7 separate regions of the Homo sapiens genome follow, and all the other regions are linked to region 1. The links are chromatin contacts, found by Hi-C or POLR2A ChIA-PET in ENCODE. All regions are on one chromosome and are shown on one strand. The core of a region is the stretch at or near the end of the contact, and the rest is flanking DNA. Distances in the headings are between cores, read along the strand shown.

The links. A loop is a pair of places that touch in the nucleus more often than their neighbours do. ChIA-PET counts read pairs that join two places held with the same protein, here RNA polymerase II (POLR2A). Pooled maps may share reads with other maps.
Region 2: a pooled map shows a loop between it and region 1 (2.3-fold over the local background). The contact joins two enhancer-like sites. A Hi-C loop is called at or near these places in 2 of 50 pooled maps. POLR2A ChIA-PET finds 5 or more read pairs at or near these places in 2 of 52 experiments (GM12878 and T-cell).
Region 3: a map of naive thymus-derived CD4-positive, alpha-beta T cell shows a loop between it and region 1 (4-fold over the local background). The contact joins two enhancer-like sites. A Hi-C loop is called at or near these places in 1 of 168 maps with a recorded cell type or tissue (naive thymus-derived CD4-positive, alpha-beta T cell) and 7 of 50 pooled maps. POLR2A ChIA-PET finds 5 or more read pairs at or near these places in 4 of 52 experiments (GM12878, T-cell, activated naive CD4-positive, alpha-beta T cell and 1 more).
Region 4: a map of naive thymus-derived CD4-positive, alpha-beta T cell shows a loop between it and region 1 (4-fold over the local background). The contact joins two enhancer-like sites. A Hi-C loop is called at or near these places in 4 of 168 maps with a recorded cell type or tissue (IMR-90, chondrocyte, heart right ventricle and 1 more), 5 of 37 single-sample maps with no recorded cell type and 17 of 50 pooled maps. POLR2A ChIA-PET finds 5 or more read pairs at or near these places in 4 of 52 experiments (A673, CD8-positive, alpha-beta T cell, HEK293 and 1 more).
Region 5: a loop to region 1 is called in a map with no recorded cell type, with 4 times the contacts of the local background. The contact joins two enhancer-like sites. A Hi-C loop is called at or near these places in 1 of 37 single-sample maps with no recorded cell type and 5 of 50 pooled maps. POLR2A ChIA-PET finds 5 or more read pairs at or near these places in 2 of 52 experiments (GM12878 and activated CD4-positive, alpha-beta T cell).
Region 6: a loop to region 1 is called in a pooled map, with 13 times the contacts of the local background. The contact joins two enhancer-like sites. A Hi-C loop is called at or near these places in 1 of 37 single-sample maps with no recorded cell type and 9 of 50 pooled maps. POLR2A ChIA-PET finds 5 or more read pairs at or near these places in 1 of 52 experiments (GM10248).
Region 7: a pooled map shows a loop between it and region 1 (7-fold over the local background). The contact joins the promoter of LINC02579 here to the enhancer-like site in region 1. A Hi-C loop is called at or near these places in 3 of 37 single-sample maps with no recorded cell type and 9 of 50 pooled maps. POLR2A ChIA-PET finds 5 or more read pairs at or near these places in 5 of 52 experiments (K562, T-cell, activated CD4-positive, alpha-beta T cell and 2 more).

The regions. Positions count from the first base shown.
Region 1 is chr2:64,326,047-64,329,298 of GRCh38, forward strand. No RefSeq gene overlaps it. Among named protein-coding and RNA genes, the nearest start is that of MIR4433A, 13 kb to the right of the region's middle. RefSeq lists enhancers at 384-493, 1,833-1,992. Within about 2 kb of position 1,550, at least 24 of the 41 ENCODE cell types and tissues checked have a DNase peak (open chromatin) inside an H3K27ac peak, as active enhancers do; they include CD8-positive, alpha-beta T cell, GM12878 and heart right ventricle, where a contact is called at or near this core.
Region 2 is chr2:64,818,044-64,821,295 of GRCh38, forward strand. No RefSeq gene overlaps it. Among named protein-coding and RNA genes, the nearest start is that of LINC01800, 44 kb to the right of the region's middle. Within about 2 kb of position 1,473, at least 8 of the 41 ENCODE cell types and tissues checked have a DNase peak (open chromatin) inside an H3K27ac peak, as active enhancers do; they include GM12878, where a contact is called at or near this core.
Region 3 is chr2:63,859,627-63,862,878 of GRCh38, forward strand. The region is part of intron 3 of UGP2 (UDP-glucose pyrophosphorylase 2); the gene reads left to right. Among named protein-coding and RNA genes, the nearest start is that of UGP2, 19 kb to the left of the region's middle. Within about 2 kb of position 1,770, at least 8 of the 41 ENCODE cell types and tissues checked have a DNase peak (open chromatin) inside an H3K27ac peak, as active enhancers do.
Region 4 is chr2:64,748,349-64,751,600 of GRCh38, forward strand. No RefSeq gene overlaps it. Among named protein-coding and RNA genes, the nearest start is that of SERTAD2, 96 kb to the left of the region's middle. RefSeq lists silencers at 1,974-2,043, 2,375-3,252. Within about 2 kb of position 1,748, at least 36 of the 41 ENCODE cell types and tissues checked have a DNase peak (open chromatin) inside an H3K27ac peak, as active enhancers do; they include CD8-positive, alpha-beta T cell and heart right ventricle, where a contact is called at or near this core.
Region 5 is chr2:64,725,678-64,728,929 of GRCh38, forward strand. No RefSeq gene overlaps it. Among named protein-coding and RNA genes, the nearest start is that of SERTAD2, 73 kb to the left of the region's middle. Within about 2 kb of position 1,499, at least 7 of the 41 ENCODE cell types and tissues checked have a DNase peak (open chromatin) inside an H3K27ac peak, as active enhancers do; they include GM12878, where a contact is called at or near this core.
Region 6 is chr2:64,697,301-64,700,552 of GRCh38, forward strand. No RefSeq gene overlaps it. Among named protein-coding and RNA genes, the nearest start is that of SERTAD2, 45 kb to the left of the region's middle. RefSeq lists enhancers at 1,590-1,659, 2,737-2,796. Within about 2 kb of position 1,576, at least 3 of the 41 ENCODE cell types and tissues checked have a DNase peak (open chromatin) inside an H3K27ac peak, as active enhancers do.
Region 7 is chr2:64,605,583-64,608,834 of GRCh38, forward strand. It overlaps LINC02579 (long intergenic non-protein coding RNA 2579), which reads left to right and starts at 1,730. Exons shown (of 4, transcript NR_034023.1): 1 at 1,730-1,838. It overlaps LOC105374773 (a long non-coding RNA gene), which reads right to left and starts at 1,657. Exons shown (of 7, transcript XR_007086343.1): 1 at 1,446-1,657; 2 at 555-659. RefSeq lists enhancers at 483-1,682, 1,198-1,247, 1,965-2,466, 2,467-2,966.

The DNA.
Region 1 (3,252 bases), core at 300-2,799:
AGGATGTGAGGCCGTGATGCCGTAAGTCCACGTGGCAGGAGAACTGGGTGGACAGTAACCTTTTAGGTGCCCACAACTGAGAAGTGAGAATGTTCTCAGAGCACCCCTGGGTCTTAGTCACTGACATTTAAACAGGCTGCAAAACATCTTTCACCTGCCTCTTACATGCCCTCTATGAGTTACATATTGTGGCTTACCACCGAAAGTAACACCTCCCTTCTGAGTCTCAAAGACAGCAAGGCAAGCTGAGAACTTGGAGATGTGTATTAGTGAGAGGAACCTCCCACTGGTTTAGATCAGGGAGGACATCCCGTGGTCTGCTCAGGTCAGTCATGCCCCAGGCCAGCAGCTGGAAGGACAGCAGAGTGGGCTCAGTGAGCAGTGAATATAACCCAGAAAATAGATGTTCATCTCAAGGGCAGTCTCTGGGCGTCATGCATCTTTGGACCCCCAGGGCTGAGTGCTGCATCAAGGAGTCTGAAGTTCTTTAAGGTCCCAGTGAATGGAACGGAATCTGCCCCAGCTGGTAGCGTGTCCCCGGCTGCACTAAATGAGATTCTGTGGGGTACGGGGAAAGGCATGAGAACTTTAGGCCCCTGAGGTCAGGGAGACACAGCCAAATAGCTCAGATACAAAGTGTCTTGGCAGGCACAGAGGGGTGTAGCAGTGAGGTGAGTGGGCGGGGAGGGGGTGCATTTTTTGCTAGTGTGCCCAGTTTTGTTGACAAAAACGGTAGCATCTGAGCAGGACCTTGACCAGCTGGTGGGATGCAGGGTGAGTGATATGCGCAAGATGTGGTCCTGGGCCAGCACCATCAGCATCGTCTGGGAACTTGTTAGAAAGGCAGAGTCTTGGCCAGGCGTGGTGGCTCACGCCTGTAATCCCAGCTCTTTGGGAAGCCGAGGCGGGCGGATCACAAGGTCAGGAGATCGCGACCATCCTGGCTAACGTGGTGAAACCCCATCTCTACTAAAATACAAAAAATTAGCCAAGTGTGGTGGCATGTGCCTGTAGTCCCAGCTACTCAGGAGGCTGAGGCAGGGGAATCGCTTGAACCCGGGAGGCAGAGGTTGCAGTGAGCCGAGATCGGCCCAGTGCACTCCAGCCTGGCAACATGGGACCAGGCGGGCAAGGCAGGCAGGCATCTGATTGCAGGATCCCCAATACCAGATTTTAGAATCATGTCATTTTTCCATACCACTGAGAAGCTCCTGAAAGTTTTTGAAGAAGAGTGAGTCATTCATTTATTCACTCAGCTAATATTTATCAAGCACCTACCACGTGCCAGGCCCTACACTGGGCACCAAGATCCAACAGTCAACGTGCCCACATTAGCTAAGGGCAACTTTTAAGCAAGGGCTTATTCAGAGACAAGATTGCTATTGTCTGTGTTTTCCATCTGATTTGCGAATGGAACATACACCTGCTGTGCTCTCCAGAAACAACTCTGCTGCTTGTCTCTGACAGAAGCGCTTCAGTTGAGCATTTATGGAAGTTTCTAACAGTGGTGATGTGAATGGATGACAGAAAGCAGGCGCGTGCGCACACGCAGTTTTCAAAGGCTGGGGGCCAGTGGGAGAACGCATTTTCTTTCAGGTCTGTGCTGCCTGCCAGGGAGCTGCTGTTCTCGTGCGGCATCTTAAGATGGCCCTGGCAGCCTTTGGCTTTTGCCTTGTGAGGGTCAATGGGCTTCAGGTGTTTCTGTGTTGATCTAACAGTTTCAGGAAGCCGTGGGCTGGGAGGGTGGGGGTGAGCGAGGGGAGGAGTGGGGAAGGGAAGGAGGAAGGCTGTGGGTAGCTTCTCTTCTGTTCTCACATGACAGCTCTGATGAAATTAGAGTGTGATCTCAAAGACAAGCTGGTCTTTTCATCTGAATTAAATGAAATAGGCCAATATGCTCTTCTAGAAGATCAAACATACCCAGGACAATGTTCAATCCTCTTTCTTTGTCCCACTTTGGGACAAAAACCAAACTGGGGAAAAGAACGGGGAGGCTGGAGCGCCTGCTGGGGCCCCTTCTCTGCCCACACGGCTCCTCTTGGGTTCTGGGCAGGCTGAGCTTAGCGGGCATTGCCCTCTGCTGGGGCATATCAGGAGAAATGAGCTAAGGCCAGGGGTGGTCCTATCAGGTGGCAGAGGACAGGATTTGGACGAGTCGCAGGGCTATTACTGATGGAGATTTAGCACTCTGGCCTCTGAGAAAACAGCCAGGTTTCTGATCTGCCCAAGCCCTCTGTCTCTCCTGTCAGGGGCCTTCTCAGCACCCCCTAAACATTCCAATTCCTCTCCTACTCCAGTCTATTCCCTTCTTTCTCTGAATGGTCCATAGCTTATCCCAGGTCTGTGGGCAGAGGGGAAAGAAACAGAAGGGAGAGCTGAGAAATCTCTCCCGCCCAGCACAGTCGGTATCACAAGCTCTGTGTCCGGTTTCCTTGTCCTATATTTGGTAACACGACAGTGGCCTTTCTGACTGATGCGAGCCCCTGTTCTCTTCACTCCCTGGGGATTGCTGATAGGAGGCCAGCATTTCAGTAGGCAGCGCATCATCAGCCCTACCACGGATCTTATTTTAAACTAATTACATTACTGAAGGGTGGGTAGGAGGGAGGAGAAGGGGTAATTATAACCGGGGAATTTTTTTTTAAAGGCCTAGTTTCAAAAATCTCAGACTTAATTTAGTAAATTTCAATTACAGAGAGTTACTAAGCTGAAGATCATTTGCATTACATCCTTAATTACTACTTCATTTGTATCTGAGATCATCAATAGAGATTCTTGGGAATGTGTACTTGGAATAAGTGATTGATCCTAATGAGGCCTTTGTTCCTCCCAAGCCTCACTTAGGAAGCTATTTCTTCCCTCTTGCAGAGGCACAGAGTTTGCCAAGCCAGGTGGAGACACCCTAAACTAGAAATGGAGCCTGAGGTTTTCAAACTGGTTTTGCCAGAGGCTGCAAGACTCTAAGCTCTGTCCTGATGTTCCCCAACAGGCATTAATTGCTCTCCCCTGAATGCATTAGCACTGCCAGACTATTACGGATGATTAGCCTCCGTGCCCAGCTACAAACGTCCATCTTTCTTAGTTGGTAGCAGAGGAAATAGCCTTTTAGGACCTTCTCCTTGCACAGGATGGATGCCGTCCTGGACCTTCCTGCTTCTGCGTTTCCCGCCACCTTTAAAGAAAGTGCATCCAGCAGTCCTGGCCACTGGGTCTTTATTGGAAAAGCTGTTTTCCAAGATGATTTAACTCTGA
Region 2 (3,252 bases), core at 223-2,722, 490 kb after region 1:
TGTGACAGGGAAAATATTTTGGGAAATTTTTAAGTTTTTTTTTTTTTTAAACACTGTATTTATGTCCTATATCTCTTGGCCTTCTCCCATTTCGTCTGTAGTCTTTTACTGCCTTGCAGCATTCATTGCCTCAGGGGGCAAATGACATGACAGAAAAGCAGCACAACAGTTTAGGAGCTGTCAGAAGAAAGCCTTTTGAACTGCAAAGTTTAAGTCTGGGCCTGGCGCAGTGGCTCAGGCCTGTAATCCCAGCACTTTGGGAGGCCGAGGCTGGCAGATCACCTGAGGTCAGGAGTCTGAAATCAACCTGGCCAACATGGCAAAACCCCATCTCTACTAAAAATACAAAATTTAACTGGGCTTGGTGGCAGGATCTGTAGTCCCAGCTACTTGGAGGCTGAGGCAAGAGGATGGCTTGAACCTGGGAGGTGGAGTTTGCAGTGAGTCGAGATTGCACCACTGCATTCCAGCCCAGGTGACAGAGCAAGACTGTCTCAGAAAAAAAAAAAAAAAAGTATAAGTCTGAAATAATTGAAGGTGTCAAGTTTGTGCCCTAAATATTGGAACTGGAAAAACAATCAGATTGCCCTGTCTCCAGGAATATGGGATTATCAGGACTATGGAAGGGAGGAAAGAAGCAAAGCGAGGCAGAAAGTTGGCAGGGTCCCTGAGAGAGGGGCCTGCAGCTTGCTCCTTGCCCAGGGACTTGATCTAGAGTCCCTGATCTGCAATGATGAGTGACAGGAAAGCAGAGAGGACTGGTGCCTCCTGTCCCCAGGGCAGAGGAATTGTTTTCAAAATGTGCTCAGACAGAAAGGCTGTAGGTCAGAACCAGGTGCTGGAAACAGTGGCTTGCTCCCTGTGAACTACGAAGTGGTTTTGAGGTAGCAAAGAGAGTGATGGGTTTTAGATATGGAGTAAAGGAGGACCATCAAGCAGAAGCCTGCAAGAATGTCAGCCCTCACACTGCAACATAACGACAGGTGCCACTGTGGGTAGATAAGCACACGTAATAGCAAGTCCTAGCTACCGCCCATCACCTGGGAACTTAGACAAAACTTGGGATAGGGCAGGGACCCAAATCAATGAAATAAGGATGCTGCCACCTAGCAGAATGGACATTCAAAATAGAAATTAAAGTCATTTATAGAAAAAGTAAATACAATTGCATCATTGCTCAATTTTACACTTCTCATCCAGACCTTGAGATTTGCCCTCACTCTAAGATAATGCATGTAGCTGCTTGATGTATAATATATGCTCAGTAAATGCTAGCTACTATTAATATTATTGTTACCTTTGATCCCAGGACAAGACCCTGAAGAAAGTTCTTGCACTCTTTAAAGAAAGTTCCATTACTTTCTTTTAGAGAATCAAGGAAGGAAAGGGGGGTCATTTTATTCCTCCCAAGGGACACTCAGGTTTGTCACATGAACAGTCATGGTGGGAAAATGGGTCATCAACAACCAGAGAGGACATCTGTGGAGCGTCTTTATGACTGATAGAGTAAGTTCCCTATGTCCCAGTTTGTTGTGGGAAGTTAGGTGGAACCATGTGACTAATTCTAGCCCATGCAATGGAACAGAAGTCAAATATGCTATTTTCCTGCACACTAAAACTTCTCTCCAACCAAAAACAAAGTACTCTGAGGGCCCAGCAGACAGGCAGAACCATGAGAGAGGAGGAGCCTGGGTTTCTGAGACGCTCCCTGGAGAAGAGCCCCTTGGAGAGAGCCAACTAGGACACTTAGGTTGGGCTGTTCCTAAGTTAGAAATAAGCTTTTCTTGGGTTAAGCCATTAAAACTTTGGGGCTGTTTGACACAGCAGTCTATCCTGATACACACTGTACAAATACTAGAGTATGTTCAGTGAGTTCCTGTCAACACGATTGTGGGTTCCCCACCCCCGTACCCCTCTCCCACCCCTGCCACCACACTTCATCCTTCACAGCAGTCTCCTCGGAAGCCAGAGAGTGAGTGGGTATGACTGTACCTTATTTGCCTCGTAAATGTTCTTCCGGATTTAGACATTAACAAGAGTGAGCATAAGTTGGTTTCATTTTTAGGAACTTGAAAATCCTAGATTTGAGAGCATTTTTAGAAATGAAAGGCACATTTGTAGTCATTTGGCCCAACCATTAAAACAAGCAGGGAGAAAACCGAACCCTTGACAGGGACTGCTGTAAGGCCACAGAGCTGGATAGTACTGACGCCAAAATCAGGACCCACTTCTTCAGAGCTGCCTTCAATGTTCCTCTAGGTACTTTCAAATGTCCAGCATAGCATCACATTGACAACTCAAACTTCAAGATTGGACCAAAGTGGACTAAAATTCTGGCTCCACCTCTTACCAGGTGGACCATTTTAGGACTAGCATTTAACTTCTTTGAGGGTCGGTTTCCTTATCCGTAAAATGGAAATAATAATAGTAAGAGTACTTTCCTCCTAGTGTTGTCATGGCAACTAAATAGCTCCATGAATTTAAAGTACATGGCACAAGGGCCAGGCGTGGTGGTTCACGCCTATAATCCCAGTGCATTGGGAGGCCAAGTTGAGAGAATCTCTTGAGGTTAGGAGTTCAAGACCAGCCTGGGCAACATAGTAAGAGCCTGTATCTACAAAAAAAAAAATTTTTTTTAATTTGGGACATGATGGCACATGCTCTGTAGCCTTAGCTACTCAGGAGGCTGAAGCAACAGGATGGCTTGACCCAGAAGGTTAAGGCTACAGTGAGCTATGATCAGACCACTACACTCTAGTCTGAGTGACAGAGTGAGACCCTGTCTCTAACAAAATCAAATTAGATTAAAAAGTTCTTAGCACACATCTGACTCTAATAAAGTCTTAGTATGTTAGTTTCTGCTATTACTTAAAATAATACCAAAGTTGTATGAAAATAATGGGGCAACCTTAACAGAACCACATCACACAGCTTCAGGATTATTTCCTCTGGGAACAGAACTATGCATTCCCTGCTCATGCTTTATTTGGGGCACTGGTTCCTTATCTTATAGGTAGGCCTGACTCCCTCCTCTATCAGATGGCAAACTTCCTGTGGCCTTTCTGTATCCTTCAGGGCATAGGAGTGTGACTTGCACTAAAGCTTGTTGGGGGCCGGAGCCTAGCATGGGGAAGATAATTGCAAGCAGGCATGGGAGTCCCTAACACCCTATTCTTGGCCAGGGTCCCCATTCCTACCTCCTTCTTCAGAGCTCCAGCTCCTGCTCTGATGAAGAGAAGGCAGCCACTCCTG
Region 3 (3,252 bases), core at 520-3,019, 470 kb before region 1:
GTAGTGAGCCATAGTTACTGATAGTAATACAGAATTGATATAGGACAAAAGAATAGAAATATAAAATAAATTCTAGATGTAACATGATTTTATGCCGTCTTTTTCTGTTTATAAAAGTGTAAGTCTTCATTAAAAGTGTCTTTATTTTGAAGCATAAGTTTTAAGCTTCTTCAGAAAATGTATTTGCAATCCCATATGCCCTTAATCTTGAAAATTTTGGAATGCAGAGGCAAAAAATAAGTTTGCTCTTCAACTACGTCATGAGTTTCTTGAGGGCACAAATGTGTTTTATATACGATATGCATGTTACCAGCTTTTGCAGATAGTTCTGAGAATACAAATCTTGAGCTAATGTTTGTTCACCTTGGTTCTTTTGGATTCCTCCTTCTAGCCTCCTCGTCCTACTCTTCTCTTTCCCATAGGTTTCCTTTCTCAGGTCTTAGAGATTATTATAGAGATCAATTTTCCTTTCAAAATGTAATTTTTAAAAGTGAACATAGGTCTTTTTTTAAAAAAAATGCAAATAATATTTTATATTCCTAAGTAAAAAGAAATTACTGTGGAAGAACAGCCATTTAGAGTAACATTTCTCATGTCAGCCTTATATCAAAGGTGTGACATAAACATTGTCATACCAGTGGATCTATATTTTTGTGTATGAGTTGACAATTAGCAGAGTCAGCCACCTGGTTTGTAAGTAAAGTTTTATTGGAACACACCCACACATTCATTTATGTATTGTCTATAACTGCTTTTTTGCAACAATGGCAGAGTTGAATAGTTGGAGTGGAGACAGTATGGCTTGTAACAAAACCTGAAATACTTATTATCTAGCCTATTTACTGACCCCATTTTAGTGTATGTATTTTCAGAACATCTTTGGTAGCTTTCTTTATTTCTTTGGCCCTCAGAAAACTGACCTCATATGCCTTTGTCATTTCAGATGATCACTTTTAATTTTTATCTTTATTTTTTATTTTCTTTTAGAGATGAGGTCTTGTTCTGTCACTCAGGCTGGAGGGTAGTGGCACAGTCATAGCTCACTACAGCCTCGAACTCCTGGGCTCAAGGGATCCTCCTGCCTCAGCCTCCTGAGTAGGCAGGACTACAGGCATTGTGCCACCAGGCCCAGCTAATTTTTTTTTTTTTTTTTTTTTTGTAGAGACAGGGTCTCCCTATGTTGTCTAGGCTGGTCTTAAAGTCCTGGCCTCAAGTGATCCTCCTGCCTTAACCACTTTTTAGATAAAAATAGTTTTTCATAAATACTAGATTGAAGGACATATTTTATAGATAGGCATTGAAATTTTATATTGTGAGGTTTTACTCGTTCTTACCTTTTGTGTTGAATGCTTTGTTTTAGCTCTCAGTGAGTACATAGATGTTTTGTGAGAAGTCTTTTGAGTTCATGTTTTATGAATTATGGCTAATAAGAACCCAGTTTATAGCGTTATGGATAATGCTCTGCTCCTTCTTTGTAAATGTTAACTAAATGTAATAATAAGATTATCTTGATATTTAACTACATAAGTAAAAAAATTTTTATATATATATAAAGGTTAATGTTTTAAATTAGAGCAAGAAAGGACAAGCCAGCATATGTAGCTTATTTGACCATTTCATTGTTTTCCAGAGAGGTTATGAGAGTGTCTTGGTCTTGGCCAAGCTTACACGTTGGGCATGGACAGGGATGGGAAATAGATCAGAGTTACGAGGAAGTACGGGGCCTGTTCAAGAAGGTATTGGAGCTGACGAGTTCTCTTGAGCGCTAATTTAAAACCTGTTGAAGTCACATGGCTGGCACTGACCCCTGGTGGTGATGTATTTTCATTTCTATACAAAATATTCTCTAAAGAAGGCTTTTTTACCAGCACAGGCAACATAGACCTCACCTCTACAAATTTTTTTTTTTTAGTTAGCTGTGCATGGTGGCATCTACCTGTAGTCCCAGCTACTTGGAAGGCTGAGGTAGGAAGATCACTTGAGCCCAGGAGTTTGAGGCTACAGTAAGCTATGATATCACCACTGCACTCCAGCCTGGGCAACAGAGTGAGATCCTGTCTCAAAAAAAAAAAAAAAACAAAAAAACGACTTTTTCATTTCAATATTTAATAGGATCAAAAGAGTGAAGGTATATTTGTGAACAGGGAGGAGTTATGTAGGGTCATAGGGTAGAGAATTGGCATGAAGAGAATAGCATGCATCAATGTGGTATTTAGCTCCAATGGATTTTTTGTTTTGTTCCATAAAATTGCTGAGACTTTTTCTTAGTCTATCAATACAAAAAACATTAAAAGCTATTGTTTATTTATAAGGAAGTCTGAGGAAGTTACAGTTTATGTGTGCAGAGTACAGATACATAGCATTTTTTTTTCTGAAGGTGAACCGTAGTACACTGTGCATTTAAAGTTTGCACATTAAAAGAAAAAAATCTTGAGGCAATCTGGCCAAGCATCTGATATAGTATGCCATATAGGATGATTTGCTTTGAGCATGTGAAGATTTCCCAGCTGCAACTAGCCAATGATAAAGCCATTAGAGACTTGTTTTGTGTGTATGTGGAGATACACACACAAATGAGATTCTAAAAAGTATTCCACAAAAAGGAATTAGTGGCATTTAAAGAAATGGCTCTGAGGACATGGCTGAATACCAAAGAGTCTCATCATTTCTTTGACATAAAGTTTTAAAACAGTAATATATAGAAATACTGACACTAAGCAGACATACTAATTTAGCAAATATTGCCAAAGCTTCAACTTTTGATTTCATGATGAATTGAACAGTTTTTGAATTTCCCTCGGGATTACCTTCCTTCACATTCCTTCGTGTACAGGACTTTCAGAAATGGGGACCTGATAAAGGAACTGACAACAAGCCCATGATTATTAATTCCATACTGGTTACATGTCTATAATTTCACTTTAGAAATAGCAATAGCAAATACATGGAACTTTAATGGCAGTTACATATTTGATTTGATAGACTCCCGGTTTTATTGTTGGACCAGGGTCTCTAACTACTGCCTTTGTGTCCAAAGTAGAGGACAGTCCAGTCCCACAGAATTGAATTCATTAGGAAAATCAGAGTGTGGGTTTAGGTGGTAATACTACTATTTGAACATTGCCAGTCCCTCCAATTCCAATTTCCACCCCACAGAGAAAGTATGGTGTTAAAGAAATGGTGTTAAAGTTTCTGAAACTTCTTTTGCCCACAGGCAGGCTAACAAGAAGGGAGATACAAGATGATTTTAGT
Region 4 (3,252 bases), core at 498-2,997, 420 kb after region 1:
AGTAGGTGCTATTATTTCCATTTTACAGATGAGGAAACTGAGGCTAACTTGGCCAAGGTCACAAAGATAATGAGGAAAAGCTGGGGTTTAAACTTACGGAATCTGGTTCTGGAAGCCCCACTTTTTTTTTTTTTTTTTTTTAATTATTTTGTAGAGACCGGATCTCACCATCTTGACCAGGTTGGTCTCAAATTCCTGAGCTCAAGCCATCCTCCCACCTCAGCCTCCCAAAGTGCTAGGATTACAGGCATGAACCAGCGTGAGGTCCTACTCTTAACCACTACACTAGACACCTCTCTAAGACTGCTGGTGATGATGGGGTAGCTAACCTGGAGTGCTCTGTGACATGTACTCTCATGCAACCTTACAACAACCCCTTGAGAAGTCATTCTTTCCATCTACAGGACAAAACCCACAAAAGCCAGGTTAGAAACGTCCCCCAAGGTCACACAGCCAGTGAGGGATGGTGGTAAGATTCAAACTCTGGCAGCATGGCTCCCTTGTGCTATGAGGTCTTTCAATAATTCAGTCTTACACTCATAAAAAAGGTCACATGATAAAATTTACTAAACAATTCAAAAAGGTTTTGTGTAAGTCTTCCTGAAACACTCTGGAAGGTTTTGGGGCTTATGACAAGCATTTCTTTAAGACAGCATTTACATTTAAGTCACTTTTCATCTTTACTACTTTGGGCTGATCATAAACACATTTCTGCTCTTTAAAAAGAAATATTTCTGTAGCAACTTGGCAGATTTCGGTACAGGAACAGTCTATTCTTTAAAATTAAATTTAGTAACAACTTATTCTGGTTACTCTGAAAGAGAAGGAGAGAATGAACTATTAAGAGGCCTTTCCTGTACTTTAATGTTTCAAAACATGTTTGGTTTGGCCTCATTTGAATCTTGTGGACAACTAGCCCAGAACTTGACTCAAAAAGAGTAATACCATTTTAAAACAGCTGAATTCTAAAAAGCAACCTCAGAAGCCAACTCTGAGCAACTATTTCTCATAATTTTTACTTTTATTTCAAACAAAATATGAAAGATGCATATGGCAACATCCTCATAAAGCATATATAGACAGGTATTTGTACTTCTGAGCTATGGACAACCAAGAAACCAAATCAAAATTTTACAAAATTCTGTAGTATGACATTGCTGAACAAGCAATGAAGTACACAAAAGATGGATATCAAAAGAGAAATAATCCATATTTCTCTCATATCCTTAACATGCTCCATTGTGTCCAGTGACTGAGAAATTTAAAACTCTGTGTTGTAATGCCTCCCTGTAACAGAGGTGAGCTAAAGATGAAGTGTCAAGCTGGATTTCCATCTTACCTTGCTTTCCCCCAACAGGTTCAAAGACTTCATAACCTTTGATACGGACTTGATATTTTTTCAATAGGGAACCCATAAAACTATTTTCAAATAAAAACACTAAGCAATGCCACTAGACAATCTGTCTTTCTCTGCTTTATCGCTGCCCTATCGCCACGCATTAAAATTAAAAATACCTTTCTGCCTTGCCTTTATTGAATAAAAGTTTAACTTTGAATTAGAAGAAAACGTACCCATCGTCCCTTTTACACTTTTTGCAGGTGATAGAATCTATCAGATCACATTGGTGGCTATCACTGCTCTCTAAGCATCCTAAAGACAGAAAGCATGCCATTACCAAATGTTTTATAAGCGTTATAATGCCCCGATGGTGGAAGTCTGGCAATACCTAGATATACAGCAAGGCTGGTGAATAAGGAGCTGAGGGGCGGAGGAAGCGGGAGCGAGGGAGGGAGGAAAGGAGGGAGTCGCCACCTTAAATCCACGCCGGACCGGGAACCTGCAGCCCACAACCTGATCCCTGCCCTCCCCAACAGTGGACCGGCCACCACATTTTTTCAGATCCTCCTCACCCAACCCAGCACAGCACTCACCCTTCTGCGAAGAAGTCGGCACCCAGTCCAGCTCCGAGACGGGTCGGGGTGGCAGCGAGGGAGGGGGCGTCTGGGCTGTGGGCGGGGGGTGTCTGTGCGTCACTCGAGTACAGGACGGTGAGTTCGAGGGGTGGGAGCGCAGAGGAGCGGGGAAATCAAGTCACGGCCGAAAAGGGAGAAGGAGAAACGGAGGGGTGGGGTGATGGAGCGCCCCCTCCCTAAAATAAACCCACCGGCCCCTACGATCTCTGCCCCAGAGAGGGAAAATAAAATCAGGGGAAATAATAGACCAACCAATAAATCTCTAAAACGACGAGGAGCGAGGAACAGACTTTAATTTAAAGGGGGGAAAATTGAGCGAGGGCTGGAGGGGAGACAGAGGGAAGCGGCTCTGGGTCTATCCCATGCCTTTGCAGTCCCCAGGCAGAGGAGGAGGCTGGCTGAGGGGAAGTTGCAGCGGCTCCCGAGGAGGAGGAGGAGAAGGAGGAGGAGGATGTTACACCGTAACAAGTACAGACAGACAGCCATGGATCAGAGGGGCGCTGCAAGCAGGAGCAGGGGCGGCCGCGGCGGGGCGAGCGGCGGCGGGCGGCAGCACCGCCTGCTCGGCTCGCTCAAGACATTTAATTGGATTGATGGGTTGTGCAGTGACTCACAGACTTTACAGAGTCGTACAGCAATCCCCGCCCAGCTGGACAGGGGTGATGCGGCGGGGACGGGCGGGGTAAGGGGGCCGAGAAAGAGGTGAGCTAGGAGGCGGCGACGAGAGGGTGAGGAGCTGAGGGGGCGGAGCGGAGCGGAGCTACCCAATGGTGAGGCCCATCGTTCCGACGGGCGTGGGCCTCGACCTATGGCGGCGCGGCTCGTTAAGCGGCTGGCTGCACCCCTGGCCCAATGAGTCTTCTAAGGACACTGCCGCGAGCGGGGCGGGGGCAGTGGAGTGGGGGGTGGGGAGAGGTGGGTGGACGTTCAAGTGTGGGGTGGAGGGAAGGAGGAGGCGCCGGAGACCCGCGGAGTCACTCGGCCCTCCTCGCTCCAGAAGTGCGCCTTCTGCCAATCCGAGCGCCTCGCGGGAGTGATGGACGCGAGCGTGTGGCCAATGGGGAGGAGAGGGCTTCCGCAGCCGGCCAGAGGGGAAGGAGCGGGCGGGCCCGGCCTCCTCCTCTCCACCAGCTCCTCTCCGGGCCAGCCCTCCCCTCCCGCGCGGCTCGGGTCAGTCACGCAAATAACAGTGTGAGGGCCGGGGCTGCGCGGGGGGGCGGCGGCCCGCTGCTGGCTGCGTGACAGCGATGGGGACTGGCTGTGCTGCCTACTCTGATC
Region 5 (3,252 bases), core at 249-2,748, 400 kb after region 1:
TCAATAGAGTGTCTTTATTTTTTAAAAACTAACCCAAAATTGGCCAGGCGCATGGTTCACGCCTGTAATCCTAGCACTTTGGGAGGCCAATGCAGGCAGATCACCTGAGGTCAGGAGTTCGAGACCAGCCTGATCTCTACTAAAAATACAAAAATTAGCTGGGCATGGTGGTGGGTGCCTGTAATCCCAGCTTCTCGGGAGGCTGAGGCAGGAGAATTGCTTGATACCGGGAGGTGGAGGTTGCAGTGAGCCGAGATCACACCATTGCATGCACCTGGGCAACAAGAGCGAAACTCCGTCTCAAAAAAAAAAAAAAAAAATACCCTACCCAAAACCATTCGATACTATTGAGTTCTTAGGCCCTGGAGAACTAACTGAGGGCAAAATCACCTGATTATAGCCAAATACTGCTGACTGAGAGGCAGAAACCTGAGTAAATGAAAAGAGGTTGACTAAAAGGCAAAAATGGAAGCTAAGTATGATCCACGCAAAGCAAGCAGGATACTGAATGCGTTTTTATAAGTTAAAGAGAAACTCATCCCTCTAAGAATGTAACACAGCTTCCTCCCATACCTGCTTTATTGGAGACTAGTTTGCCCTTGAAATTTACAATCCAGCTGCCTTTGTGTATATCTGAATATTTCAAGCAGAGTACTGTGAAAACTGACCCACTTATACAATGCAGTTTGTTTAGTTTGGGAAGCAACTATTGAGAAAGACAAACTTAATTCTGGTGCAAATTAGGTCTGTAAAGGCATTCTGTGAGTGTTCATTGGCAAAGTGATCTCTTTCATATAATGGCACTTGTAATTATTCTGATCAATTTTGCATTCCCTATCAATTCATCTTGACTTGGAGACAGCCCAAATTATCAGGGGTGCATTCAGAAAGGCTCTCCAGGTTGTCGGCTGATCAGTGCTGAGGGAAGGCCATGAAACATGTGGCTTGCTCACCATCAGCTCTTTGAAAATGTATTTTAAGGAGTTCAAAGTTATTAGCAGAGCTTTTATAATAAGATATGAGTAATATGGGATTTTCTAAGTTAAAACTTTTAGGGGCAAGACCTAAAGAGAAACTTGGTGCTAACAATCACAGTTTGATTTGCTTTTAATCTTATACTTCAGCTTCTCAGGGATGGGTGGCATTATTCCAAAAGTTCCAAAGTGGCCACAGTTGCTATTTTTCTACAAATAGGAGGTCATATAAGAACATATAAGAAAGGGCTTCTTCATAAATGTTTCCAGATGACCAAGACCAAATTTGGATTATCTATGACATTCTTAGTCTTTTAAATGGCTGAAGACTTAGCACTAGGTGCATTTTCTCCTGGATTAAGTCTCTCCCACTAGATCCAAAAGTCCTCCAGAGCTGGTTCCACACAGGGCTTTGCACAGAGTAGATACTCAGGAATATCTGCTAGAATCTCAAGTCAAATTAGCTCTTGAGACAAGAACTGTACCTCTGTTGAAGGAGGTGTACTTTAACAGAAAGAACACAATGGTCTGAGTTTGAGGAAGTGGGCCCTAGTCTTTGCAATTAACTGGAGTTTCACTTTCCTTATGAAGGGCTTTACTCTAGATTTAGATATATACACATATTTGAACCAAATGGTCCCTAAGGTTCATTCAGCATGGTTCTAAGTAAGAAATAACAAGGCTCCTCTTTTATTCAATTATTGACTTCAAAGTCAATCAAGAAGCTACCCTTTGACGGTACATATGTTCTTATTGTGAGTAACATGGAATGGCCACTGAGGAAGATTTTTAGACGGTGATTTTCTGTGTAAATATGAGAATGACAGGGAAGACAGGAAGCTAGATGCTATCAAAGTGCTGGTTGCATGGTGGAGGGAATACTGGAGCAGGATGGCTCTAATGACTACTAGCTGTATGCCCTTGGACAAGCTGTAAACTCTCAGAAGTCTGTTTCCTCATTTGTAAAATGGGAGACAATACCTCACAAGGTGGTTGTGGCTGTGGGTGTTAAATAGGATAATGCTCATGAGAGCACTTACAAACTGCAAGGCACCATACAAATACAGATGGTATTATTCCTTGTACCAACCTGCCAAAAACGGTTTTTTCAACAAACTCTGAAGTATTAAAATAAAAAGCTAATGTTTTCCCGAAGAACTAAAATTGAAATTCTTTGTTTTCTGCTCATATTATATCTAGGTGTGGAGTGGACAGCAAGACAACTTAAGAGTTAAAATCTAAGCCCAGCGTGGCTCTCCAGCTGGTCTACCACTGACTTCGGTTATCTAACATCTGGCCTCTGCCCTTACTACTATTAGTTTACAATTACAAACAACCTCAGGCAGTGCTGAGAAACTCCATTGCCTGTTAGATGATAAGCTGGGGCACTTTAGGAATTGTTTTGCTTTGTTTTGTTTTTAACTTAAATTTGGTTTGGGCAGACCCCCTGCTGCCATTCCTGTAAGAATAGGTGTGGGTTTCCCCAAGGGCAGTGTTGGGGAAGACCCGGACTGGCATGCATGCTGCACTGGCTGATTTCTGCACTGCATTCCACAAGGTGCCCACAGCACTGCAAGGGCTGCCCTCTGCTTGAGCTCCTGCATGGCTGCTCCCTGCATGAGTAGCTTACGTGCGGCACGGCTGCTCCTTGCATGGGCAGCTCCAGCAAGGCCAGCACAATGCATTGCACGGGCCGCTCTCTGCACGCACCACTCCACGCTCACAGCAGCCCCAGACTTTGAGACTTTAACTGCAGAACAGAAGTGAGAGGCTTCGGCTGGCAGCTGTTAGTTGCTCCTTATTCTTTGTCACTCACAGAAAAAAGAGAAAGATGGTAAGAAGGCAGTGACTTGTTTTCTTTGTTTCTTCATAAATGGAGGCTTTAAGAATATTCTATAGGCCGGGCGCGGTGGCTCACGCCTGTAATCCCAGCACTTTGGGAGGCCGAGGCGGGCGGATCACGAGGTCAGGAGATCGAGACCATCCCGGCTAAAACGGTGAAACCCCGTCTCTACTAAAAATACAAAAAAATTAGCCGGGCGTAGTGGCGGGCGCCTGTAGTCCCAGCTACTTGGGAGGCTGAGGCAGGAGAATGGCGTGAACCCGGGAGGCGGAGCTTGCAGTGAGCCGAGATCCCGCCACTGCACTCCAGCCTGGGTGACAGAGCGAGACTCCGTCTCAAAAAAAAAAAAAAAAAGAATATTCTATATACTTTATTCCTTCAGCCTGCTGTAATTTTAGTATCATCGTTTAAAGGCAAAACATTTTTTCCATTTAA
Region 6 (3,252 bases), core at 326-2,825, 370 kb after region 1:
CCCAAAGTCATTCAGCTGCTATATAGCTGGGATCTAAACCCAGGTAGCCTAATTCCAGAGAAATAGAGATTTACTGGCTCACCATAGCATAATGGTTAAAAGCATAAGCTCTGGAATCACAAAAGAAAACACCATTAATTCTCCCTACTAAGGCCAAGGAAGAGATAACATTTGGGTTACGCTTAAAGGAGGAATAAAATTTCACCATGCAGAAACAGGGAGAAGCAACCACAAAATGATGTAATTAAGGATGGGGAAATAAAATGGCAAAGTGTGTGTATTTAGGATACTGAGACTTTTTTTGATGAGGTTATAACATAAAATGTACTTGAGGAGAGAGGGAGAGGATGAAGCAGAAGTCAGTTGGGGTCATTTCTGGCACAGCCTTCATACGAGTGTAAATTCTATCCTGAATACTTTCCAAACCTTTTCACATCAGGGCATACAAAAATAAAACATTTGTACAGCATACTGCAGGAAATGAACCCACCTGTTTGCTGCTGGAGCCCACAGGTGACCAGCGCAGCCAGGATCTATTGCCCGCTCTCCCCTAAGGGCCGAGGGGATTGGATATGGGGTGTGAAATAGAGAGCTGGGATTCCAGTTTAGATGATTAAGGGATGGAGAGAGATGCCGTGACAGGAAATAGAGAATTTAGAAGGGTAAGCTGGGAAAACAGAACAAGTTTAATTCAGGATATGCTGTCAGGGGCCTGCAAGACAATTAGGAGAGAACTTTGTAATACCTTACCAGAGATCAGGAGAAAAATCCTACCATTATCTGACTCATCAACCCACACTTTCCAAAATCCTTGCTTTCTTACCTTAATTAATTATTACCCCAGTGTTGTGTTCAAGCCATATGTCCAATGTCTTTTGGATCCATGAAAAAGAAGATTGAATATTTTTTGGGAAATGTGTTTATAAATATGGGGAGAAAGTAGAAGGATTAGAAGGAGAGGGGGTGAAAATGACTTGCATTTTTAGAAAAGGTGACAAGTGCGGCTTTTGATATATCTTTATAAGAGCACAGCCTACAAAATGGTTCTAAAAAGTTAAGGGGAATAGTTTGTAGCCAAACAATTAAATTCACTGGGTATTAGGGAAGGTACAATGCAATTGTGCAACACTGGAATTTGACCAGGTCATTAGGGTCAAGTAGTTAAATGTAGAAGGTACTTCTGATTACCTAGAATATGAAAACGTCTGTTTTCCTATGCATTAAAGGAAAACTTCTAAATCACACTGTCTTTCATTTCTCTTGTCCCTTAATTCTGAATGTAACCAATGATACTTAAGTGGTACAACTGGAGGGGAGAAAAGATAATACTCCCAAAATACAGATGAGAAAATGTTTTAATTAGTGATTTTGAAGTAGTTAATGTGTGTTAACAACTGTGGTTCTATAAAAAGAAACCATGCGGAGAATATACCAACATTTAGTTTATGTTTTCACAAGTATATGCTGACTGTCTCATTATTAAGTACACAGAGCTCAAAAAAAACCAGTGCTACAGAGAGTGTACACTAACTGTTAAACATTGTAGAAGAGGTTGAGAGATACTGGCTAATGACTACCATAAAAGGAGTAGATGACTAAGAACAGAGAGGATGTGTGACTAAAAAGTCCCTCTATGGTTCTTTGAAAATTCCCTGAATAACTAGGCATGCCAAATGTGGTCTGTCATAAAATTATTTGATGCTAAACTCTGTAGTTAGACGACAAATATACGCTGTGTCCAAAGGAGAAAGTCTTTGTATAGACCATTTAATTGCAAAGTGCCAAGACAAATCAAGACCATTAATAAGTGAAAGTGTTAATCAAATTAAAGTGTGACCCAGAGTTCAAACACTCCTGGGCTAGATTGGGCTCACTCTACAGACTCATTCAATTTTTAGGGGGCATGACCACTGTGCAGCGGCCAGGCACTTTGGGCCACCACTGCTCCTTTCTACTCCTGAAAATGTACAGGAAGTATTGCTTCTCACAGATCCTTGAACACTGTAGAGTAATACTAGCTGGCACATCACAGCCTATCTCTAGTAAATCAACCTTTTCACCCCAAAGGCTTACTTACCACAGCTATACCAAAACTGCAGATATTAAAAAAAAAATCCCAGTACACATTTGGAAATGTATCATAATTCCCCTACACATACAACCGTCTCTGAATATGCTAATTGGAACAACCGATTTTCTTTAAAAATGTTACTTTTCCCTCAAGTAATAACTCCAAATTATTATAATAATGGTAATAGTTACTACTGTTACGTAAAAACATCATTTGATCCTTAAACTCATGAGGTAGGTTTCAGATGGGGAGACATATGCAAGGTCATATCCTTTAAGATCAGACTGGAAGCCAGGCACAGTGGTGTGCCCCTGAAATTCCAACTGCTCAGGAGGCTGAAGTACCAGGATCGCTTGAGCCCAGAGAGGCAACACAGTAAGATCCTGACAAGGTCTCGCTCTGGGTCCCCACACAAATCTCATCTTGAATTGTAATCCAAATTGTAATCCCCATGCACTGGGGGAGGGACCTCGTAGGAGGTGACTAGATGATGGAGGCAGTCCCCCCATGCTGTTCTCATGATAGCGAAGTGAGTCCTCACAAGATCTGATGGTTTTATAAGGGGTTTTTCCCACTTTGCTCGCACTTCTCCTTGCTGCCACCATGTGAAGAAGGACGAGTTTGCATCCCGTCCGCCATAATTGTAAGTTTCCTGAGGCCTCCTCAGCCATGCTGAACTGTGAGTCAATTAAGCCTCTTTCCTTTATAAATTACCCAGTCTCAGGTATGTCTTTATCAGCAGCGTTGAGAATGGACTAATACAGATCTCATCTCATATCAAAAAAACAAACAAACATCAGATTGAAACCCAAGTTTGTCTAACTTCAAAACCCATGTTTGTTTCACTACACTACATTGTTTCTTGATACTCTTCTGTTTGCTAAAATACATATTACAGACATTCATGGGAGAAAATATATTGAGTAACTAGTGACTCAAATGGGGAAACAGTTTTGAATGACTACAGGACTGTCTTGTAAAACACAGCAATGACTTTTTATGCCATGTGATTGAGGTTTTTTTTTTTTTTTTTTAGTTTTAGTTTTGGCTTTCCTAGTGTATGCCTGTTATGTATCCCTCTAGACATGTCTAGAATACTATATCAAATTTCACTAATATACAGTCCTTTAGTAAAATGTATACCCTCACCATGTGTGAATCCTGCATATTTAAGAATCCAT
Region 7 (3,252 bases), core at 480-2,979, 280 kb after region 1:
GTCTGTAGCTTTCATCAGTTTCCCAAGGGAGTTTGTGACATCCTCACTCCACCCCCAAAAAGAAGGGTAAGAAAAACACAGTGTCTGGCAGCTTTTCGGATACAGGATCAAAATTGTGTGAAACTCTTGCTATGCCCGCACCTCACCCAGGAGCTCAGGCTCATTTAGGAAACAAGGCCCGATTGAAGGAGGCAGGTTCGGGTTTTGTTTTATTTTCTTTTGTTGAGTTATCATTTCTTGAGAGCTTCCTGTATGCACAGCACAACATTAAGCTCTCTGACAACAACAATAATAGCTAGCTCTCAACCCAGCACTTAGCGCCAGGTCCTGTTCAAGGTGTTTTCTGTGTATTTGCTCATTGACTCTCCCAAGAGTCCTAAGAAATAGGTACCATTATTCTCATCTCACTTTACAGATGATAAAACTGAGGCACAGAAAAGGAACTTGCCCCAAAACCCACGGCAAGACAGATCTGAACCCAGGGGGTCTGGCTCCAGGCCCATGTGCCTATAGGACCCCTCAAGCTCTGTTATTTCATTGGAACCTACACTTACCTCCAAAGTATGTAGTCTTGTTTTCTCCGTTCTACAGGTGATAACACTGAGGTTGAACAACTTGCCCAAGGTCACCTCATGCTTTACACACCTGTCACTGTGAGACTGACAACCAGAGAACAGTCAAAGGAATTCAGAGGGGGTCATTTCAGGAAGGGGAGACAGGGGAAGAGTCAAGCAGGGGCGGTGGGAATCTGGGAGGTCATGGAGCTCAAGTGTGTGTGCCTGAAAAACCGCTCCCCGAGTGCTGAGGAGCAGCCAAGCCTCCTTCCAGAGCCCTCAGCCCAGGAGAGGTGGCTTACAGTCCCACAGGTGGAGGAGGAGCCTTAGGCTCAAGGTTAACACCCACTCTCCTTCCCTGTTCTGCATCACAGTCACGGGGGTCACCCAAGGAGTGCCTTGTATGGTAGAGAGAGATTAACAGGGCAGCCTCCCAGCAGTCCCCACCCCAACCCTGCTCCCTGGGCCAGCTGTCCCGCTGTCATTGACCCGGTCCCTATTTACAGTTCAGTAGCAGAGGCCTATGACTCAGGGACAGAGGGAATTCCCACGGTGCCAGGCCTCAGGCCATGTGGAGAGTGGCTCATTAAGAGCCACGGCACAGCGATTACCTCCAGAGAGGCGTGTGAGCAGGTACCTTGGAAGCTCTGTTTCTCATGTTTCTAAAGATCGCCAAGGTGTTGTGTTCTGAGTAATAATGAATTGCCTTCATTATTCACACGCACAACCTGCACCACCGCCCACAAAGGCCTTGGACACTCCTGCTGAAGAGGTCAAGTCAGCCCTCTGGTCCCAGCTCTCCCATTGACTGGCTGGTGGGTGTCAGCCTAAGAGCCGTATGGACTTCGTCAGTGCCGGAGTGTGAGGCCCTTTGTATTTTGGAGCCATTACCAGAAAGCAGAGCCTCCAGTAGACCTTTTTCAAACTTTCTGTGTGGTTTGCACGTTCGTCCACTGTACCGAGGTAGCATTTCTTCTCATTATGACTCCTGGGGCTGTCCGCCTGCCTCCGGTTCCCAAAACCCTGTGGGTGTGGAAGCTGTGAGGTAAGCAGAACATGGCCCAGCCCCCGGGCCCTGCTGATTGGTTCAGAAGTGGACCTCTGGCGCAGGCCCCTCCAACCACAACATCCTGAGCTCTTGGCAACAATTGTTTGGTGACGGCCTCAGCTTTTAACTAGAATTTTGGAGAAAAGCTGCAGTGTGTCTTTAACTTGTTAAGCTTGGGAGCTGCTATCGGAGAGTCTTGCATTCTGGGCCCAGCCACATCCCTGCTCTTGGTAAAGGTTAGTTATTTACCTTTAGTTAATTACCTTTACCAAAATTATTTGAGCAAAAAATAAATTATATACATGCACACGCGTGCACACACACACACACCCATACATATGTCTTTAAACTACTTAGAGGGGCGTTCCTGCCACTTGCAACCAGCCTGTCATATATACTTCTCTGAACCATCTGGACATTTTGCAGGAGGTTCCCTTTCTGCAGAGGGACAAAGGGGTTGGCTGGGGAGAACATGAAGGCCTTTGGGTTAATGTGTTGGAAGCTGCCGCCAAGCTTGTAAATGAAAAGCATCTTTGAACTCATTGAGTAAACGTATAGGAAAGTGGATTTAAATTGAACGTCATCTGCCTACCGTCTTGGAAGCACATGTGTATGGCCCCAAAGCTAAAGGCTGCTAGACTTCTGCACAGGAGCTTGCGGCCTGGTGGTAGTCACTTCCCTTGGCGGGGCTTCCAGGGGTCCAGCAGCCTCACCTGACACGTGACACAGGGGCAGAGCCAAGCAAAGCTTCAGCCTCCAGTGCGAGGTGCAGCCACAGCTATCTCCTGCCCAGCTGGATTTTCCAGTCCTGCCGGCACGTTCCTTCCTGTTCCTTCCCTCATCCTTTGGCAAACAGATATCTGCAAACTCAGGCACCCAGAGAGTGAGGGGATTCCCATGGGGCCCTTCCGTGGTATAGGCTCTTGGGGCTCTGCCAGCCTGCTCTTAGAGGCCGGGACTGGTGGGCTAGGCTGGCAAAGCTATCCTCCATGCCCCGCTCTCCTCCCTCCTGTCTTCCTTTCCTCCACCCACCTCGCAGCCCCTGGCCTGCCTTTACTCCCAGCTCTCCTCCCTGAACCAGACCCGCTCCACCCTCTGCCACTTACACCTTTAAGGTGGACAACTGAGCTGGAAGGAGCCTCAGAAACCATCCCCATCCAATCCAGTTCCTTTCCAGAAGGAGAAACTGAGGACAGGGAGGCGAAGTGAGCTGTTAAAAGTCACCATCTAAGGAGCTGTGCTGGGGATAGAACACGGGTGGCTACGCCGGGCATGGTGGTGCGCACCTGCAGTCCTGGCTGCTGGAGAAGCTGAGGCGGAAGGATCGCTTAAGCCCCGGAGTTCGAATCCAGCCTGGGCAAGGGGCGAGATCTTCCTTTCTTAAAAAAAAGGAAAAAAAGGGCCAGGCGAGGTGGCTCACGCCTGTAATCTCAGCACTTTGGGAGGCCAAGGCGGGCGGATCACTTGAGGTCAGGAGTTTGAGAGCAGCCTGGCCAACATGGTGAAACTCCGTCTCTACTAAAAATACAAAAATATTAGCCGGGCGTGGTGGCGCATGCCTGTAATCCCAGCTACTCGGGAGACTGAGGCAAGAGAATCGCTTGAACCCAGGAGGCGGAGGTTGCAGTGAGCCGAGATCGTGCCACTGCA